2 separate regions of the Homo sapiens genome follow, and region 1 is linked to region 2. A link is a contact called in ENCODE Hi-C or POLR2A ChIA-PET data. All regions are on one chromosome and are shown on one strand. Each heading gives the region's core, a stretch centred on a gene start or an enhancer-like site at or near the end of the contact. The rest is flanking DNA. Distances are from core to core; before and after follow the strand shown.

Region 1 (6,381 bases), core at 3,744-6,243, 120 kb after region 2:
TTCTGTTTCCTTGCAGTGTGACCTTGGGCAAGTTACATAAGCTCTTTCTGACTCCATTTCCTTACCTATAAAATTGGGATAAAAGGGACCCACCCCACTGAAGTTCTGTGAGAATTAAATAAGATCATGTATGCAAGGGCTTAGCACAGGGCTCAGTACATCATAAATATTTGGCAAATGTTAGCAGTTACCATTATTATCACTATCATTATTATTACGGCTGAGCAAAAGCAAAAGCATGAAACAGAGTGAGGCTTAAAGAACCTTTATGTGTTTGGGAAAATCCTCATTTTCTTTTTATTTCTTACCTTGTATAATCCCCACCACTGTCAGGTAGGCAGGCAGAATCATCTGCTTACTTCTACCTTGTGGACCATTTATTCCATGGAGCACTTATTCCGCGTGTAACTTGATCTCCTTCCTTTTGTAGAACATCAAGAGGGAAATAAACTATGGTGTATGTAATAATATTATTTCTTTCTAAATCTGACGGAGCAGGAAGATAACACAACGTTTAATGCAGGCTTGTTGTGTAGCTGTCTGAGTAGAGGGTTCCAGGCCATAAAACCAACACCATTTACCCATTTCCTTTGAAGCAAAGTAACTGTTCAACGTAAAGCGGAAAGAATCTTTGGGACAAGTTTATCGCTATGATCAGCCTATTAGTCTAACATGCTGTCATCCTTCCCGCACTATTTACTCAGGCACACTAAGTGCTTCTTGGTTAACCCTGCCCAGTACTGATCATCTCCAGTGGCGGGGGGCTACATGTTTTTTGTAGGTTGTTTTTATATAGAATGTGAAGGATACACGATTACCTTGTGCAAGGGACAAAAAGAATATAGCGGTGTCGGTTCCAAAAGCTTTTCCCATGTTTTCATTCCCAGCAAATACCATGTTCTTCCATCTTTCAGCAGCTCATGTAGGGGAATGAACAAAATGTTCTGCCACGAACTTGTTCCAAAATTTCTACTAGGGCAGCAGTTTGAGGGATTTAGCAGGAGAAGCGTGGGGTGTGTTATTCTGGTCATGCGTAAGAAACTTGGAAAACAGAATCAGAAAATGAGGGCGGTGGGGAGTGGTGGCAGAGATAACTTGGCAGTAAAACAAAAGTGAACCAACAAAAACAACACAACCTAAAAGGGAGTTGAGGAGGCCAGTGGAGAAAGAGGGCATCACATTGACAACTTGGCCAGAAATCTGGACACTGTAAGGGAGGATTTAGTGCTGGGTCGTGCCCTGGGCTGAATTTATCGCTGCTTGCCTTGTTAACTCGCCTCATGTTTAAAGTCAAAACTGCCATAGGCTCTGAGGGATTTCCATCTTTGTCATTTGTATGATCTGCCTCAAAATACAACCTCCCAAGTAAGGAGCATGATTCCCCTCCTGCCAGGAAGAAGAAAGCAGAGAATTGAGGGATGCCGAAATCGATTTTTAAAGGGTTTGGGTTTGGGGCGGTTCCGGATGAGGCTCTGTGCGCTAAGTGAGCGAGACGGGGAGGTGGGAGAGGACTGAGCGCTATGGAAAGGTGGTGGGGACGCAGGTGAGGGCGACGCGGGGAAGCGCATGGTCCTGGGGCCCGCAGACGGGACGGAGCAGCCGCGGCCCGCAGACGGGACGGAGCAGCCAGCGCCGCTTGTCGGGGCTTGTGGTTGCGAACATAGAGTGGAAAGAGGATTCTGCGCTCTGCTCCCGCCCCGGGAGATTAAGAGTCAACCCTACCATGCAGCCACGTTTTGCCAGTTCCAGGTAAGTAGGAAAGACTGACTCCCTAGCACAGATAATGTTACAAATGAGGTGCGCTGCGAAGCCAGGAAGCACAGCACCCTTTCGTGTCTAGGCAGCCGGGAGCCCAGGAATGCACCCGAAAGGCGGGGAGTCAAGGTCCCCCACCGCTTCTCCAGCGCCAGGAGGCCGCAATTTGTAAGGCGAAATTAAAAATGCACCACGTGTCGGCCCGGAGGCTAACGATGTTTATACAGACATACCACACCGAGGGAACCGGCCCATCATTCCGCACTGGGCGCGGAGAAGAGGGGGTGAGGGCGCGGCCGGCCCGCCCCTCCCCCGCCGCCTTCCTGCGCCGCAACCTGGACTTGACCCCCGCGAGCCTGGCTCGGCGCGTCCGGGGCCGCCCAGCCGGAGCCGGGCGCTGAGACCGGCGGCCCGGGCCGGCGTCGCTGCGCGCCTGAAGACCCGGGCGGCCAGACGCGCCCACCACCCCGCCGCGCGCGCAGACCGACCCCGCAGCGCGGCCGGACCCTGGCGCTCCCGGCGGGGAAACGTTTCCAATGCCTGGAGCTTTTGTTTGATAGCGAGGGAGGTGGGTACGGCGCTTGGTGGGGGTGAGGGGAGCAGAAAGAGAGAGAGTTTGGTCCCCAAGTATTGAGCTGTGAGAGAGCAGGGGCAACTCCAGGGCCAGCATTCAGAGCGGAGAATTAGAGCTGCGCACGCCCCAGGTCGGATGCGACAACGAGGTCCCCGGGCCTCAGCAGCTAGGTGACACTGGGCAAGTCTCAGCAGCTCTGGGGGCCTCAACGTCTCAACTGTAAACTCTGGGCACGCGGCTAGCGCCACGTCCTCTCCAGCCCTAACATTCTGTGATTCTAAACTTGTCTGATTTGTCTCATATGTTGCAAGGCTCGTAGCAAAAAGAAAAAAATACTCCATAACTATTTAACAGGAATTAGCTGAAGCACAGCTCTAGAGAGAGAGACACACACACACGTTTCAAATAACCCGAACACTAGAACCTAGTGAATTTTATACCTTTACTAAACTTTAGCGATTATTTGTTTCTTTCGTAACAAAGGTTATTGATTAGATTTAGTGCTGAAAAAAACCAACAACGTGCGCTTCGGTCATTTGTCTTATGGAGGAAACATAAATCTATAAATCTTCCTCCTGTCTCTAAGAAATAAAACTCTCTTCATTTCCAAAGTATGCAGATCTTCCAAAGGCGTATTCTTTCTTCTTTCTAAATCTTTGCTCTTAGACTCCTAAAACCAGTGGCTTTCTTTTCTTAAAATTTATGTGATCTTTAAATAAAGAGAGATAGAAAAAAGCCCCATTCTGCAGTTGCAGTCTGAAAAAAGCTATGTCCAGGAAGAGATATTTAGATTTTATTTTGAGAGAGTTTTTAATCTGAAACAAAATGATTTCTCATCTCCTAAAAATGTACGCAAAATAATTTATAAAATGTTACACAAATTTACAGTATGATTCTTCAAGTATCTCTGGAAAGAGGAACATACAATCTTCTAATTACCCCAAGGAATGTACCACATGTGGGTGGGTGATTCAGAGGCTGGCTAATCTCGCTTCCCCGCATCCCCCAAAACAGTAAAAACAAGGTTTAGATTTCTGACATCTGTCGTTTTAAAAATAATGAATGGAAAGGTGATTGATTTGAACTCTTAATTATTACCAAAACAAGGTAACAAGGTGTTCTCTGATTATGTAATGTTCCAAGTGCAAAAGCTCATTTCAGTGAACAGCCTCCTACGTGATCTTCTGCCTAGCTCAGGGTCACCTCCTCCACCTCACTCCTGCCCTCCAGAATTGCTCCCTCTCTAATCAGCGCAGTCCCATTCTGGCCTCGGACAGGCAGGAGTCAAGGGAGACGCGGAAGCACGCAGGCTCCTCCCCCAGCTTCCCAGGGACAATCCTTGCAGCAGGAGGGTTTGTTGTGCTGACCTTGTGAGCGAGTGACCCATAGAGAAGGACACTGTGTGCGGTCACTGAAGTTTTCTGACCTCATTTGTCCACGTCGGTATCAATAAGTCGGCCAGGGGGAGGGGAGAGAGGAAGTGGAAAAGGACGATTATCAGGACATACAGGACAAGGGACTGTGTGCAGCTGCTCTGCTGACAAGGAATAGTTGGAGCTGTGTTTCCTTGAAGGAATTGTTTTAAATTGAAGGTTGGCCTGGTGTTCACAGCACTCCCACCAGCCTTTCTGCTCATTTCCCCACCATGATCTCAGCCTCCTATCTCCTCGGAAAGTTCCTATGCCAGGGCAGTGTGTTATGCCCAGGACACAGACTCCAGGGCCAGATGACTTGGGTTTGAATCCAGTTTCATCACCTGCAAAATGGAAATGATAGTAGTTCCAGCTTGTAAGAGTGTGTGAGGTTGAACTAAGTTATCACATCCTTAGAAGTGTGCCTAGCACTGCATAAAGCCTTCTAGATACTTCCTTCCATGGTTTTGTTCAGGTTTCCTCTCTCAGCTGGAGGGGTGCCAGCTTTACTCACTCACTGCTGCTTCAAGCTGCTCTGAGCAAGGATCAAACCTTGGCTTCTCCAGGAAGAAAAGATGTGTTATCAGATTTGCCTTTGAAAAGATCTCATGGGGAATCTAAGGTGTAGAAGACTCCCAAACGATCCTTCCTGGGAAGGCTACCACTTATTGAACCCAACTCAATAAATGCCAATTTGTACACTATTCCATTTAAACTTTACAACAGCCCCAAAAGAAGTATTTTTATTCCATTTTATAAGGGAGAAACAAGGACAAAAAGAGGTTAATGGCATTCCCCTGATTGCACAAGTAGGATCAGAGCACAACAATAATAAATAACATTAACTAAATAGCTGACCCGTGCAAGGTATTGAACACCTTGCTATGTCTTCATTCATTTAACGCTCACAGCCACCCTGGGAGCCAAATACTATTATTCTCCCTACTTTGCAGCTGAGGAACTGAGGCAGAGAGGCCTTATCAGCAAACCCCACAAGTAGAAAGTGGTAGAACTGCATTTGAGTGCAGGCCTGCTGGCTCCCAGCCTATAGATCCAACCCCAGTACATGCTCCCTGTGCTCCTCTGCCCACCAGTGACCGGAAAGCCCCAGCCACGCTGACCTCATTGCCCCTGGCTGTAGTCACCATCCAGAAAGTCCTTGAGAACTGCAGATCTCAGTTCTGTGAGAAACAAAAACTACCATATGTCATTGCCTTGTGCCTATTTGAATTTTTGAGACAGAGTGAATGTTGTTCTGTTTTTTTGTTGTGGTTTCCAGGAATCATAATGTCATGTTTAAGTATTGAGAAAGGATGGCTTTTTCCTGTCATTTGCAAGGGATTTTCTTTTCTCCTCCTGAATATTTAGGAATAGGTGGCCCTCAAAACTTTCCATCCAGCCTGAGCTGGCTCAGATGTGTAAGTGCTGGGACCACGATGAATCTTCTACAAGGCTCCAGAAAAAGAAGTTCCTGTGAGCAGCTGGCCAAGGGAGAAGGGAGAGGCACAGCCCCTCCTAAGCAGGCAGAAATCTAGCACCCACCCCTTAAGCCACAAGCTCAGCCTCAGCTCCAGTTCCTCACTAGCCCTTCTGCACCTTGACCTTAAACTCTCTGAAGTGCATGTAAAACCTTGCCAACCAGAGCTTCCTGTTGTTCTTTTGCAAAGTGAGACATTCACAGGTTTTTTCCCTTTTCACCAAACAGGCTTGTGTTTAGAAGTTATTTGAAGCATAAAAAGTAAAAGTTCAACCCTTTCATCCTCCCAAAGGTATTTTTCCAGAGTTGAAATAAGCAAATATTTTGGTAACAATTTGGTAAAGTAAAATGAATTTCCTTTGGAATTGGTCAATAAGTGTGATTTTCTGTCTTTTCATTTTATTATTAATATGTTGGAAAGTTGAGAAGCCCTTGGTTTATGCATGCAGCCACTCTCTGTACCCACAGGAAACACTACTGCGTGAGATGACAATAACCCCTGTTAGAGGCTGTCCTGTCAACAGTGAGTGACACTGTCAACCACTAGATAAAGAGATCAGGATCTGACCCCAGAGCTTAACCTAATTCAGTTCACATATAATGAGATTCGTTGGTGCTAGTTCAGCTGCAGATAGGTGAGATGAAATAATAATAATAATAGTTAACACGGACATGTGCCGGGTTACCTTACATATATTAACTCATCCTCAAGCAACCCTAAGAAGTATTATTATTATCCTTATGTTACAGATGAAGCACTGAGAAGTTAAGTAACATGCCCAAAGTGACACAGCTGCTAAGTGATGGAGCTGAGATGTAAACTCAGGCATTCTATATCCATAGTCCATATTCTTAACCACCACAGAATGCTGTTTCCCGTGGTATTTTGAGTTTTGGTAGGTGATTAATATCTCAGTAGGAGTGAAACAGAAAACACAGGCAGTGCAAAGGAGTCTCAAGAGAAAAGTTTCTGATGCCAGGCTGCCTGGTCCAGTCCTGACTCTGTGCTTGTTAAATGTGCAGCCTGTCTTGGTTTCTTTATCTTTCTGTGTGTCACCCACTGTCAAATGGAAAAGCTAAAGGAACCTTCCCATAGGGCTATGTGGGGATTAAATGGCCTAAAACATGAGTGTGCGCCATGAAGACTAGCCATTGTTATGGGT
Region 2 (6,184 bases), core at 2,668-5,167:
CCAGCAGGGAGAAGGAAAGCAGTTACCAGGGCAGCCAGAGCCCGTGGCAGAAATGCCAAATTCCCTGAACATTACACTCAATCTGTAAAGTGTCAGCCGGCCCTTTTCTGTGCCTCCATAAAGAACCAGTCACCCAGATTCAAGTATCACATTCCGGCCTCCCACTTCCACATCGTCCCTGCCCCAGCCTCAGCCCCATCTCCATTAATACCCCACGGCCTTTTGCAGACGGGCCCTTAATTCTGTCCAGTGGAGTCTGGGCTAATTTGTTAGTTTTTTTTAGGGGCTGATGGGGGGAATAGAAGGGGGTGGAGGGAAAGGCAAAAGAGTGTTTACATTTCTCCTTTTAATGACAATACACTTGACAGAGCTGTGAGTCCCAGCATTTTGAAATGTGTGTGTGTGTGTGTGTGTGTGTGTGATTTTTTTAAAAAAGGCATATTCTTTGACTCTGACATCACAGGAAAATGGAATGAGCAAAGTATGTAAATTTCTCCAAGCTCTCACAATCTCCATTTTCTCTCGGTGGATGGATTTTGTTTTTCTTTTCTGGTGTTGCTCCCACACAATGGGGCCAAATCTTGTTCAGGACAAAGAAACATATAAATAGAATATGCATGTGGTATGCACGGGAACTCTTGGAGACCAGAGAGAGACTGTTTGGACGGGCGTCTGAGGGCTGCTGGGGGAACCTTGGGGTCTTGGCCTGAAGAGCTTGACAGGCAGTGTCTGTCCCCAAAGTGACAAGTCACAAATTTCAAAATCATTCTTATTCTCTGGGAAACACTAAGAAACCCTGGAATGGGTACAAATTTAAAATGAGAATGTGAAATATCTTTGTGTGAGTGCATCAGATGTAAGATGTCAGTCTGCCTAAGATATTGGATGTGTTTTACAGAGCTGATGGGGTGGGTTTTCTTTTTGATTCACCACGAACAATGCTAAGTCCCGTGCAGCATGTCACCCTCTGCATCTGCATCATCTCAGTGACATCCAGGTACTCGCTGAAGCTTATATCTTTCCTGTATTATGGATTTGCAGTTGTTTCCGTGTCAATCATCCTCCAACCAAACTCTCCCCTCTTAAAAACTGCATACTATAGCTCTAGCCAAAAAGACTTATCAGCGCAAGTTTGAGCAAACTAATGTGTGCAGACCCTGAGTGGTTATTTTTGTTTCCAAGTCTGGACATAGAATCACTTGTTCAATTTCCTGCTGGGTTATATCAAGTGGTTTTAACATGTAAATCTCTGATAAGGAAACTGACTAATTTATGTAGATTACCTATCTGAATTGCTGTCAGGATTGCCTTAATTTTTTCTGCTTCCTTTACTTCTCCACTTTTTTCTCAGTTATCATTATTACCATTACCAGGACTATCAAGTACAACCTTATTCAGTATATGTTTAGAAAATGTTCTTACTAAAACTTAAAAAAAAAAAAAAACAAACCAAAACAAACAAAAACCCTCTGCATTCCTGAAGTGTGTGTGGGAGTTCTGTTGGTTTGGATGTCTGTGCTTTACAACCCGAATTCAAAATATATAGCCTCTCAGACTCCGTCACGTCCTTGACAATCAATCAGAAGATTGTTATTTGTTTTAATAAAAAAATTTTTTAAATGAGAAATGATCTGAACTACTTCCATTTTATTTCTATTCCTTAACCAGCCTCACCCTACTTCAGCTGATGGAGCTTCCCTAATCTCTAAATTGAAATCCTACAAGCTGCTTGAGCACTAGATTCTAGAACCTGCTCTGGCTATAACATGAAGTAAGTTGATCCCTGTGGGATTTTCCATGCAGTAGCTTGATCAAAGCTACTGGTTCCCACCCAAACCTTGCCAAAGGAACACCAAATTGAACCACCATCCACCAAGAAAGCACCGCCATAAGAACCGAAAGTCAGGTGAGTGATCACAGTACCTGTGTTTAACACCATAGCAAGGAAAGAGGCACCGAAGAGAGAAGGAAAGACAGTGTTGAATCGCCGACACCACCCTGCCCCCATCCCCTGGCAGCAGCTGTGTGGCAAGGAGAGAGAATCAAATAATTGTTAATTCTATGCCCAAATACACAGACCGGGGTAGTGTCTTAGTCTGTTCATGCTGCTATAACAAAATACCACAGACTAATTTATAAACAACAGAAATTTGTTTTTCACAGTTCTGGAGGCTGGGAAGTCCAAGATTGAGGTGCTGGCAGATTCTGTGTCTAGTGAGGGCTGCTTTCTGCTTCCAAGATGGCACCTTGTTGGTTCAACTTGTGAAAGAGATGGAAGGGCAAAAGGGACCTAGCTGGTTTTCCCCAGCCCTTTTATAAGGCACTAATCCCATGTATAAGGGCAGAGCCCTCATGGCCTAATCACCTCCTAAAAGCCCCACCTCTTAATGCTGTTGCCTTGGGGATAACGTTTCAATGTTATTTTGTGAATTTTGGAAGGGACACGAACATTCAAGCCATAGTAGGAAGACTGAGTCAACGTAAACCTGTACAGTAATCTCCCTTATCTGCAATTTCACTTTCCAAGGTTTCAGTTATCTTCAGTCATCCATGGTCCAAAAATATTAAATGAAAAATTCCAGAAATAAACAATCCATAAATTTTAAATTGCGTGCCATTCTGAGCAGCATGATGAAATCTCTCGTCATCCTGCCCAGGTCGTGAATCATGCCTTTGTCTAGCATATCCACACTGTAGAAACTCCCCACCCTTAGTCACGTAGTAGTCATCTCAGTTCTCACATGGAAAAAGCATGTATATGTAGGGTCAGTACTACTCGAGGTTTCAGGCATCCACTGGGAGTCTTGGAATGTATCCCACCACTGTAACCAATATCTGATGCTATTCTCACACCAAGCTGGTAAACCTGGCCTAAACAAAGTCCCAAGCTGCCCCCAGACTTGTGAGCTAGGGCTTTTGTCTAGAAACAATCTTTAGTGACCCAAAGTCAAAGCTTAGGTATCCTGTTGACTGGGCACAGCAGTAGAACCCATCGATTCTGGAACATGGACCTCTAACCAGGTAGGGTTCTGCTTCCTTGTTAGGTGCCTTGAGGAATGTGGGGCCAGGAGGGTCCTTCAGGCCTCTCCCTACACCCCAGTCCCACCCCAGCCCCCTCCTGCTGCTCCTGCAACTGCCCTACTCTCTCAGAAGCCTTGTGCTTCAGAAGTGTTTTAAGACAAGAGAGTGTGAGACTAAATGCAAACTGGCTTCAAAAATGACCATTGTTTGTATCCACTGGGAATCCTTCAAGACCTTTCCCTCCCCTCCCTTCTCCCCACGGTGAACTTTAAGCATTTTTATCCATGGAGACTAAAGACAAAGTACTGTGTCTGGCTTCTCTTCTCTTTTCCAGCCAGCCCACTTGCCAGTCTGGCTTCTCTCATCTTTGTTTGGATGCTCTTCTTCATGACTCCTCGCCAATGCACAGATGTAAACTATTGTCTGATTATTAAAAGAAAAACACAAAACACAAAAAAAGCACACATGCCTTCAGTATTAATGACCATAGAGCTGTCTGCATAAGGTGAAGTCTGTGGTCCTGAGCAGACCACAAGCCATCAGCCCCTGCTGCTCCAGGAACTTGTGCTTTTCTCCTAGGTTTTATTAAAAACAAATTTAGGCAAACACAACAGGCTCAGAAAGGAGCACCACTGTGCCCTTGAAACTTTGCTGGGCAGCCTCCAGTGGCAAGCCTTGTCTTTGTCACCTCCTCCCAGTGAAGTTCACTATCTTTTGGCCCCCCTCAGAACTGCTGCCCCATACTGTCCACCTCAGCCTAGTAGCCAGAGACCTCGTGTTTGGTCTTTGCCCTCAACAAGACACTTCTAGCCACACTGAGTCATTGCTAGCTTGTTGGAAAGGTGAGAGCACTGGGTGGAGAGTCAGAGGCTGGCTTCCCTCCTACCCCTGCTGATAGGTTGCATGATCCTGAGCAAGTTTCTTCTCCCTGCTCAGTATTCTTGCCTGCAAACTAAGAGGGCTGGGCTAGACACATTCCTTCCATTTTTCCTTAAGCAAATATTTATTTAGCTCCTGCTCTGTGCAAGACACCGAGGATGGAACTGAAAACAGGACAAACAAGGTCCTTGCCCTCATGTAGTATATGGAACAGCAGGAGAAAGTTAAAAGAAAGTAAAAGAAGACACTCTGAGCATCCTTGTATCTCCAGCAACCTTCAAATGTGTCACTGAGAACAGCCGAATGTGCTGTCGTTCTGATTTATTGGGGATCAAAGTCTTTAACTAAAGATGTGGGATTCTTGTATGGATTTTCACACATCAGCTTCAGGAAATAAGTAATAAGGAGGAGTTCATGACCCTGAAATCCCCCCTCAATGGATACCTGCTACACTTCTCTCCTGAAAGCCAGGTATCTGCAGCTGTCATCCCACTTGCTACTTTAACTGAAGGAATTTTCAGAAGCAGCAGCCAAACATGACACACCAGCAGCCTGTAGCTCCACCCTTCAGTGGAACTGTTATTTTTAGGCCTCTCCTCTCTTGTCACAAGCATCTACATACCTCCCTGGGTGACTCATGTTTGTGGATAGCACCAAGCACACGTGACTTTTTCAATGTGGGGCTGGCTTATTTTGACAAACCCACTCTCCGTTCCATCTCTACTTGCAATACTCAGAATACTGTAGTGTGGGAAAAACTGTGGGACTTCCAGTGCTCCTCAAATGTGTGCCATGCAGCAGGAAAACTACCCCCAGAGAAGCTGGGACAAAGCTGTCCATGAGCCAATGAGTTACTAGTCATAAAGTTGAACATATTGTTTCCATATTGCTTTGCTCCACATTCGTAGCCATATGACTTGACCCCAGAGTTTCAGGTACAGTAAAATGCTCTTATTCATTATGGGGCCATGTTACCATGCATCAAGGTGATATCCTGAAAAATCACACCTCACATGGCTGTTAGACACTTGTGTAAGACGTGGGCTCTCAAAACAGCACATACCGAAATTGGAGTACTTCTAGAAGGTGTTGGGCCTGAATCATCCATTTCTATCAGAATTTTTAGCAATTTTTTGGTCATAGAAAAAAATATTTCTGAGTCTATATTTCAGGCAATATGACAAAAAGGACAAAAACATTGCCATGTGGACCCAGGTCAGTGGCCTATCTGTGTGGTGCCAGGAGGCAGAGAAGATGAAGTTTCCCTTTCAGATTCAGCAAGTGACTCCTTTCGTCATAAATCCATTCGGTGGTGTCATGCCACACCTCTCTCTTATTACCTGTACACCCACTTTTTGTTTGTATATTGGTTTGTTTGTTTTGTTATTTCTGGTCTTCAATGATCTCAGGCTCTTTCTTATCACAAGGTATCCTCAAGGGCTATTACCTCTGCCCAAAATATATTCACCCTGGAATATATTCTTCACCCAGCTAACTCATTCTGGTCTTAGTTTAAAGACCTTTTCTCCAGAAAAGCTGTGTCGACCCCTTTGGGGGAAGGTGGATTTCTCTGTTTTTTCTTTCATAGCATCCTATATCTTTCCACTGTGGCAGTTCTCACAGCAGTATTTAAATGATTATTTGTTAAAATGACTTGCTGAATACATGTCTTTCCCACCAGATTTTAAACTTCATGAAGGCAAGCCTTCTTTATTCACTTCTACTGTTCCAATGTCCAGCACAACACTTTGCACGTAAGAGTATTTTTCTCAAAACCTGTGTCAATTTGATAAGTATCCTTCTTCAAATTTACATAGAAGGAGGACAACTGAAAAGCAATGTGGTCCATTCCCTGTTATATAAACACGTGTGTTGCACTGCAGAAGCAGAAAGAAAGCAGCAAGTGTTTCTGCCCGGAATCACATGAGGCAAGACTCAACAGAAGATGGAACATTTAAGCAGGCCTTGAGGTAAGAATAGTTCAGGTGAAAAGAGTGGAAAAAGGAATTCTGAGGAGATTTGATACAAAAAAAGGCAGAAAGATATGAACATATAGAATGAATTCCAGGGAAGGCACAGCAGTCAACTGTGGTAGAATACAGCATGACTGTAGAGGAATACAGGAAAGGGATCTGGAAAAATGCTGGTGGACTTGTCTTTTATTCTAGAGACTTTCTATTTGAAGCAAACTGAAATCAAACTTCAAATACATGAACATTAAATCATGAGTTTGTGCTCTAGAAAGTTCTCTCTAGTGGCAGAATGACAGATAGATTAGAGTGGG

What was found. Hi-C counts contacts between places; a loop is a spot of excess contacts on that map. ChIA-PET counts read pairs that join two places held with the same protein, here RNA polymerase II (POLR2A). Pooled maps may share reads with other maps.
Region 1: a loop to region 2 is called in a map of PC-3, with 12 times the contacts of the local background. The contact joins two enhancer-like sites. A Hi-C loop is called at or near these places in 16 of 168 maps with a recorded cell type or tissue (Calu3, IMR-90, PC-3 and 12 more) and 18 of 50 pooled maps. POLR2A ChIA-PET finds 5 or more read pairs at or near these places in 4 of 52 experiments (HEK293, HEK293T, PC-9 and 1 more).

The regions. Positions count from the first base shown.
Region 1 is chr18:22,344,408-22,350,788 of GRCh38, reverse strand. It overlaps LOC105372019 (a long non-coding RNA gene), which reads left to right and starts at 1,375. Exons shown (of 2, transcript XR_935282.4): 1 at 1,375-1,749; 2 at 1,841-2,943. Within about 2 kb of position 4,993, at least 6 of the 41 ENCODE cell types and tissues checked have a DNase peak (open chromatin) inside an H3K27ac peak, as active enhancers do.
Region 2 is chr18:22,464,549-22,470,732 of GRCh38, reverse strand. It overlaps LOC124904260 (a long non-coding RNA gene), which reads left to right. Exons shown (of 3, transcript XR_007066305.1): 1 at 1-5,870. Among named protein-coding and RNA genes, the nearest start is that of CTAGE1, 50 kb to the right of the region's middle. RefSeq lists a silencer at 1-127 and enhancers at 1-1,052, 2,473-2,767, 1,966-3,165. Within about 2 kb of position 3,917, at least 13 of the 41 ENCODE cell types and tissues checked have a DNase peak (open chromatin) inside an H3K27ac peak, as active enhancers do.